Regions from separate parts of the Homo sapiens genome. Here region 2 is linked to region 1. A link is a contact called in ENCODE Hi-C or POLR2A ChIA-PET data. All regions are on one chromosome and are shown on one strand. The core of a region is the stretch at or near the end of the contact, and the rest is flanking DNA. Distances in the headings are between cores, read along the strand shown. Region 1 has its middle 4.5 kb from the start of MIR21. Region 2 overlaps VMP1 (vacuole membrane protein 1).

Region 1 (3,502 bases), core at 572-3,071:
AAAAGAAGCTGGGTGCTTGCTTTGGCAGCACATACACCAAAATTGGAACAATATACAGAAGATTAGCATGGCCCCTGCACAAGAATGACACTCAAATTTGTGTTCTGTATTAAAAAAAAAAAAAAAAAAAAAAAAGGCTGGGCATGGTGGTTCATGCTTGTAATCCCAGCACTTTGGGAGGCCGAGGCGGGTGGATCACCTGAGGTTAGGAGTTCGAGACCAGCCTGGCCAACATGATGAAACCCCGTATCTACTGAAAAAAATACAAAAAATTAGCCGAGTGTGGTGGCATGCACCTGTAATCCCAGCTACTTGAGAGGCTGAGGCAGGAGAATCGCTTTGAACCTGGAAGGCGGAGGCTGCAGTGAGCCGAGATTGCGCCACTGCACTCCAGCCTCGGCAACAAGAGTGAAACTCCGTCTCAAAAGAAAAAAAAAAAAGTTGGGAAAAACATGGTTCTCCAGGGCCGTGGCAAGCCAGGCTTCTGCACTACTGCCAAGAGGAGTGAACTTGAGCTGCTTTTCGTTTCCTCCACACAACATGGTGAGGAGCCAAAGGAAGACAGTGATCTAAGTCATTCCCCACCTTCAGGCGGCACCATCCCTGTTTTCAAATCCCTAACTGCCTCACTCCCCTAAAGCATTTTTTCCCCGCTGGAAACAGACTGGAACACAATTAAGCAATGTTGATCACTGCTTCAGTCAAAAGTGGTCTGAAGGGAAAAGCTGATGTGTTTTGTCCCCCAAAAGGGATAGATGGCCTCAAAGGAAAATGTCGCATTTGGATTAGATTTGTGGTAGGGGAGGAGTGACCTGCCAAGGGCTCCTTGAATAAACAAAACTGTTCCTCAAAGGGCTTTGGGTGGAGGTCATCAAAGCAAGTTCACAGAAAGATCCTCCTCCCTGGTAACTCTCCAGAGATGGCTGACTCTTTGCTTACATAGGTAGCTCAGGGGTCCCACTTGAAGTCAGTTGCCCAGAATAAGCCAGAGCCTGCCCCCTCAAGAATTCAGGAATGTGGTTTCCAATGCAAATAAAGGCTAAATTGTAGAAACAGTGCTGGAGTGTGTTCAAGCCCTCCCTCTAGGTCCTCTGAGTCATTTGGAAATGGTTAACAAACAGGTTGGACACCTGGGTTGATTACTGCTGAAGGGGATTTCCACACAAACCCTATACTGTAAAATCATCCTCTTGCCTTCCCAAAGCAATTCAGTTCCACTTTCTAGATCGAATGTGCCTTAAAGATTCCAAATGTCCTAAATCAGATCCTAGGGTTCCTAAATTAGAGCAGCAACTGCTGCTGACACAAAGAAACAAGGAGCCAAGCAACTTTGTGCTTAAAAAAAAAAAAAAAAAAAGTTTATTTTAAATTAAGAGGAACAGATGTCCAATGTTTCAAAAAGCCACACATTTGTGGATTTGGCTGACAAACTCTCTAAGCTGCATTTTATTTCTGTTCCCATAGAGTCAGCTAGCCACTTGCAACTGACTCACTTCTCTCTGGGCCACAGTTTGGGCCAGTCTCCTGACTACAGAATTAGAATCCAGATATCAAATGAATCCAGGGTGCTTGGGTGGAGAGCAGGTGTTAAAAGCCATCTAAAACCACCCCTTCCCTGCTTTAATTTAGGAGTATCAACACCCACACAGCAAACTGCAAGGCTAGTGGGTCAAAGAGAATGAGCAAACAGTTGGCACCTGCCAATCCCAGCACCACGCAATTTTAAAGGCAATGAGTAAGCAGCTGTCTGGAACAGGTTTTTGTATAATCCTTCTTAAGAGTACTGGTTAAATATGCAAATACACACAGGTTATTTGCTGCAATTCAAGGCCTCGCCCCCAAGGCAAATGCATTACCTCAGGTGAACTCTTGGCCTTGTTGGGAAGGGATAGGATCCCTAGCTCCTGTCCACCAGACACTAATGACTCAGTTGCTTCTAAAGTTTAAAATACATGATGTGCTTTCTCTTCTTGTTGTCTTTGAGAATAAATAAATTTACCTTCAGACACAAGGGTTTTGTGTGTAGTATCTCATTTACGTTGTGTAAATACTGGAGAGGATTCAATAAATGTTAGAGATAAAATGTTACTTGGCTTTTCAAAAACTTTAAACTCCTGCTTAGTTTTAATTTTTTGTAGCACCTCAAAAAATTATTTATGAATAAAATGAAGCAGTTGTTTGTATTTTTTAATAGAAATGAGACTCTTAGGTCTATTGAGGAAGATCTTGCATGCCATCAATTTTTTCATGGTTCAAAACCTATTTACCCAGCAAATCTCACTGTATTTTCTAGACTGACCTTGTAACAAGTATTAAAAGCTGATACTCCCTTTTCTCCTCTTTCCTTCCAGATGTTTTAGTATTTATATATATATTTTTTGAGGCAGGGTCTGTGTCACTCAGGCTGGAGTGCAGTGACACAATCACGGCTCACTAATGAGGTGATCCACCTCAGCCTGGGACTATAGGCACATACTGTCACACTTGGCTAACTTTTAAATATTTTGTAGGGAGGTCTCATTATGTTGTCCAGGCTGGTCTCGAACTCCTGGGCTCAGGAGTGATTTGCCTGCCTTGGCCTACCAAAGTGCTAGAATTACAGGCATGAGCAACCATGATAACCAATATTCTTTATAATGAAAATAAATTAGAAAATGGTCAATATTTTCAGGTGGGAAAGTTAAAAAACTGTTTTTGGTTTTAAATTCTTCGGTAAATTTTTCACTTATCAAAAGTTTGACAGAGTATCTGCTAGAAAACCAGAGCACATATGCTAAGAAAGCATTTTAAAATATATCTTTGTTTCTGGAGGAGTGAATGCAATGTTGTGAAATTCTTGCATGTGTATCAGATGCTCACTTTTTTTTTTTTTTTTTTTTTTTTTTTGCGAGATGGTGTCTTGCTCTGTTGCCCAGGCTGGAGTGCAGTGGCACGATCTCAGGTCACTGCAACGTCTGCCTTCCGGGTTCAAGTGACTCTCCTGCCTGTTTCCCGAGTAGCTGAGATTACAGGCATACGCCACCACGCCTGGCTAATTTTTGTATTTTTAGTAGAGATAGGGTTTCACCATGCTGGCCAGGCTGGTCTTGAACTCCTGACCTCAAGTGATCCTGTCTTGGCCTCCCAAAAGGCTGGGATGACAGGCGTGAGCCACTGTGCCTGGCCTCAGTCTTTCATTGGGAATGCCCAGCATGGTGGCTCACACCTGTCATCCCAGCACTTTGGGAGGCCACGGCAGGATCGCTCGAGCCTGGGAATTCAAGACTGGCCTGGGCAAAATATTGAGACCCTGTCTTTACAAAAAATTAAAAAATTACCCAGGTATGGTGGTTCATGCTGGTCCTTGCCAGGGAGGCTGAGGTAGGAGAATTTCTTGAGCCTGGGAGGTCAAGGCTGTAAAGAGCCATGACTGTGCCACCACACTCCAGCCTGGGTGACACAGTAAAACCTCACTCTCAAAAAAAAAAAAAAAAAAAAAAAAAAGCTGGGGTGGTGGAGGTGG
Region 2 (3,502 bases), core at 502-3,001, 42 kb after region 1:
CACGTAAGGAGCCATTTTTCCCTTTTAGGGAAGAGTATCTTTGCTTAACGGCAATTAGGCAAGAACGAAAAACAGACTTCTCGTTCTTTCAGATGCCTGGGTGCTCCTCATTAGTTATCCTTAAGGGAGCTTCAACAATCTTTTTTTTGAGCACAAAGAGTTAATCTATCCGAACACGTGAAGCTGAAACCTCCTTTTACCTTTTTTAATTTTTAAATTTGAAGCTGGCATGTATTATAAGGAAAACAAGTAAAGTGCCTTTTTAATGGAGAGCTTTACTTTTTAAAAAGAGTGAAAGTCATCTACTGAAAAAGGATTTCACAAATTTTATTATGTATTTAACATACACAGTGACCATGCTACTTTCAGTTCCCATAATTTTTTCCAGGTCTTTCACAATATTCTCAGAATTTAAATTACATTATATATCAAATAATCTACAAACATTTACTGAAATTATATTAATATGAAGTCTGCACAGTTGTTTTTATTTCAAGAAAATAAACATTAGCATAATATGCAGTTTGATGGACAGTATTTTCTTGATTTTTTTCCTTGCCAGTGTAATGAAAACAAAACCAGGAAAGCACTGCATTGGTATTTTAAAATAGTAAAATAACTAAAGTTTAATGTTTAGATTTGATAAACACGAACATATTTTATTGTTTCTTATTTTAAATTTATTTCACTTTTTTTTTTTTTTTTTTTTTTAGCTGGAGTCTCACTGTCGCCCAGGCTGCAGTGAGTGAAGTGGTGCGATCTTGGCTCACTGCAACATCTGCCTCCCGGGTTCAAGTGATTCTCCTGCCTCAGCCTCCTGAGTAGCTGGGACTACAGGCACACACCGCAACGCCCGGATGATTTTTTGTATTTTTAGTAGAGATAGAGTTTCACCGTGTTGCCCAGGCTGGTGTCAAACTCCTGAGCTTAGGCGATCCACCCGCCTCAGCCTCCCAAAGTGCTGGGATTACTGGCTTGAGCCGGTGCGCCAGGCCCAAATTTATTTTACTTTCAAAGCCACATGTATAAAACTTAGTTATATAGTTTTAACAGCTTTATGTAATAATTTTATTGAAAACATTATTCTTTTATTGTTCAAAATGTTCTATATGTTACGTGCAATTTTGCTTTCCTTGTTGCTCTGTAGTTTTAAAAGTTCTTTGTTTTTCTAAAAACAACTTCAGTATATTTTTTAATTATTTGTATAATTTGGCGGCTCTTATTGTGATTTTAGAATAATATTGTTTATGAACTAAAATATATATATTCTCATTTGCCTTTATAATGAGAATTTTATTCTACGTATATTGTTAATAAACTTGACTCTATTACTCACACACCTAACACCACCAAAAAGCTAAACCAAAACAAAAAAAATCCCTTTTATAAAATTAAAAAAAATTTTAAACAAATTTTGCTGTTCTTTTTAGTCCAAGTAAAATAAAAAAGCTGAGTACAAATACACACCAATAATAAACAATATTTTTAAGAAAAACTAAATAAAAGATTACAAACAAATTGTATGTTAGGTATTCAATGTTCCCATTAAAAGTTAAAAAAATTAATATTTCATTTGAATAGTTTTGGAGTATTGTGGGGAACAATGTAGCATGACCAATTTGATTACTTCCTCACATGTCATTTTTCACTTTTTCAAAAATCCATAAACTAAAAACAAACACCTTTTATTAGTTCCATTTCTCTGTATTTACATTTCACAACTTTTACCTATTTCACAACTTAAGTGCCTGAGATGATAGTTTCATTCTCTAAGTCTACTTAAATATGAAGCATGCATTTACAATTAGCAATTACAAATCATTTTCTACTTTTCTTTTTTCACAAAAATAAAACCAATTATAGGTAAATAAATTACCTTTCCTACCACAACCCATAGTGATTATATATGTAAACCAATCACGCTTCTGAAACAGGAGACGCAAGAAACATTTTCCCAAGCACTACAAGACTAATAAAAAAAAGTCACAGCAATTCCTTATCACTGAATTTCAAGATTAAATACAGAAAGACAAAGCCTTAAACTATGAATATGCCTGTACCATTGTTGCTTCACATTTCTTTTTCTTAAGAAAGATATTTATGATTGAGAGAGAAGAGAAACTACAAGGCTAATAACAGTCTGCAAAATATTGATCTTTGAATCTAATGATGTCAACATGAATGTAAATATACGAAGTAACTTTTATCTTCAAACAGTAACAGTAAACATTTTCATTTTCACGAGGAAGCCATATGAAAAGATCTCTTTAAAAGCAACAGAAGGCCATATGCGGTGGCTCATGCCTGTAATCCCAGCACTTTGGAGGCCAAGGCGGGTGGATCACCAGAGGTCAGGAGTTCCAGACCAGGCTGACCAACATGAAGAAACGTCATCTCTACTAAAAATACAAAATTAGCCGGGCATGGTGGCGCATGCCTGTAATCCCAGCTACTTGGGAGGCTGAGGTGGGAGAATTGCTTGAACACGGCAGGCAGAGGTTGTGGTGAGCCGAGATCGTGCCATTGCACTCCAGCCTGGGCAACAAGAGCTAAACTCTTTCTCAAAACCAAACAAACAAAGCAAACCCAGAAAATTAGCTAGGCGTGGTGGCTGGCGCCTGTAATCCTAGCTACTCAGGAGGCCTAGGCAAGAGAATCGCTTGAACCCGGGAGGCGGAGGTTGCAGTGAGCAGAGATCGTGCCACTGCACTACAGCCTGGGCGACATAAAAAAATGAAATAAAAGCAACAGAAAATCCCTAAACATGTAAAACCAATGCAATGTTACCGAAGATAAATGTATACTTGGTTAATATGTTATGGAAGTTTAAATTACCTGCCTTTATAACCCATTCCAGTCATGTGTGGCTTAACAACTGGCATATATTCTGAGAAATGAGTTGTTAGGCGATTTCATTGTCGTGTGAACATCATGCAGTGTATTTATACAAACCTAGATGTTATATAGCCTACTACACACTTAGGCTATCTAGTATAGCTACCACTCCTAGGCTACAAACCTACACAACCTGTTACTGTACTAAATGCTGTAGGCAATTGTAACACAATGTAAGTATATGTGTATCTAAACATGTTTTTATTTTATTTTGTTTTATTTATTTTATTTTGAGACAGGGTCTCGCTCTGTCGCCCAGGCTGGAGTGCAGTGGCGTGACTTGGCTCAATGCAACCTCCACCTCCTGGGTTCAAGCGATTCTCACACCTCAAACTCCAGAGTACCTAGGACTACAGGTGCGTGCCACCATGCCCAGCTAATTTTTGTATTTTTAGTAGAGATGGGGTTTCGCGATGTTGGCCAGACTGGTCTCGAACTCCTGACCTCAAGTGATCTGCCCACCTTGGCCTCCCAAAGTGCTGGGATTACAGGCGTGAGTCACTACACCTGGCCTAAATATGTTTTTTGTTTTGTTTTGTTTTGTTTTTGAGATGGAGTTTAGCTCCTGTTACCCAGGCTAGAGTGCAAAGACGCAATCTTGGCTCAC

The links. Hi-C counts contacts between places; a loop is a spot of excess contacts on that map. ChIA-PET counts read pairs that join two places held with the same protein, here RNA polymerase II (POLR2A). Pooled maps may share reads with other maps.
Region 2: a loop to region 1 is called in a map of CD14-positive monocyte, with 3 times the contacts of the local background. The contact joins two enhancer-like sites. A Hi-C loop is called at or near these places in 7 of 168 maps with a recorded cell type or tissue (A673, CD14-positive monocyte, K562 and 3 more) and 5 of 50 pooled maps. POLR2A ChIA-PET finds 5 or more read pairs at or near these places in 37 of 52 experiments (A549, A673, AG04449 and 28 more).

The regions. Positions count from the first base shown.
Region 1 is chr17:59,844,055-59,847,556 of GRCh38, reverse strand. It overlaps the pseudogene RNU6-450P. Among named protein-coding and RNA genes, the nearest start is that of MIR21, 4.5 kb to the right of the region's middle. RefSeq lists an enhancer at 30-1,018. Within about 2 kb of position 1,821, at least 36 of the 41 ENCODE cell types and tissues checked have a DNase peak (open chromatin) inside an H3K27ac peak, as active enhancers do; they include CD14-positive monocyte and PC-9, where a contact is called at or near this core.
Region 2 is chr17:59,801,825-59,805,326 of GRCh38, reverse strand. All of the region lies in intron 7 of VMP1 (vacuole membrane protein 1), which reads right to left. Among named protein-coding and RNA genes, the nearest start is that of MIR21, 38 kb to the left of the region's middle. Within about 2 kb of position 1,751, at least 2 of the 41 ENCODE cell types and tissues checked have a DNase peak (open chromatin) inside an H3K27ac peak, as active enhancers do; they include CD14-positive monocyte and PC-9, where a contact is called at or near this core.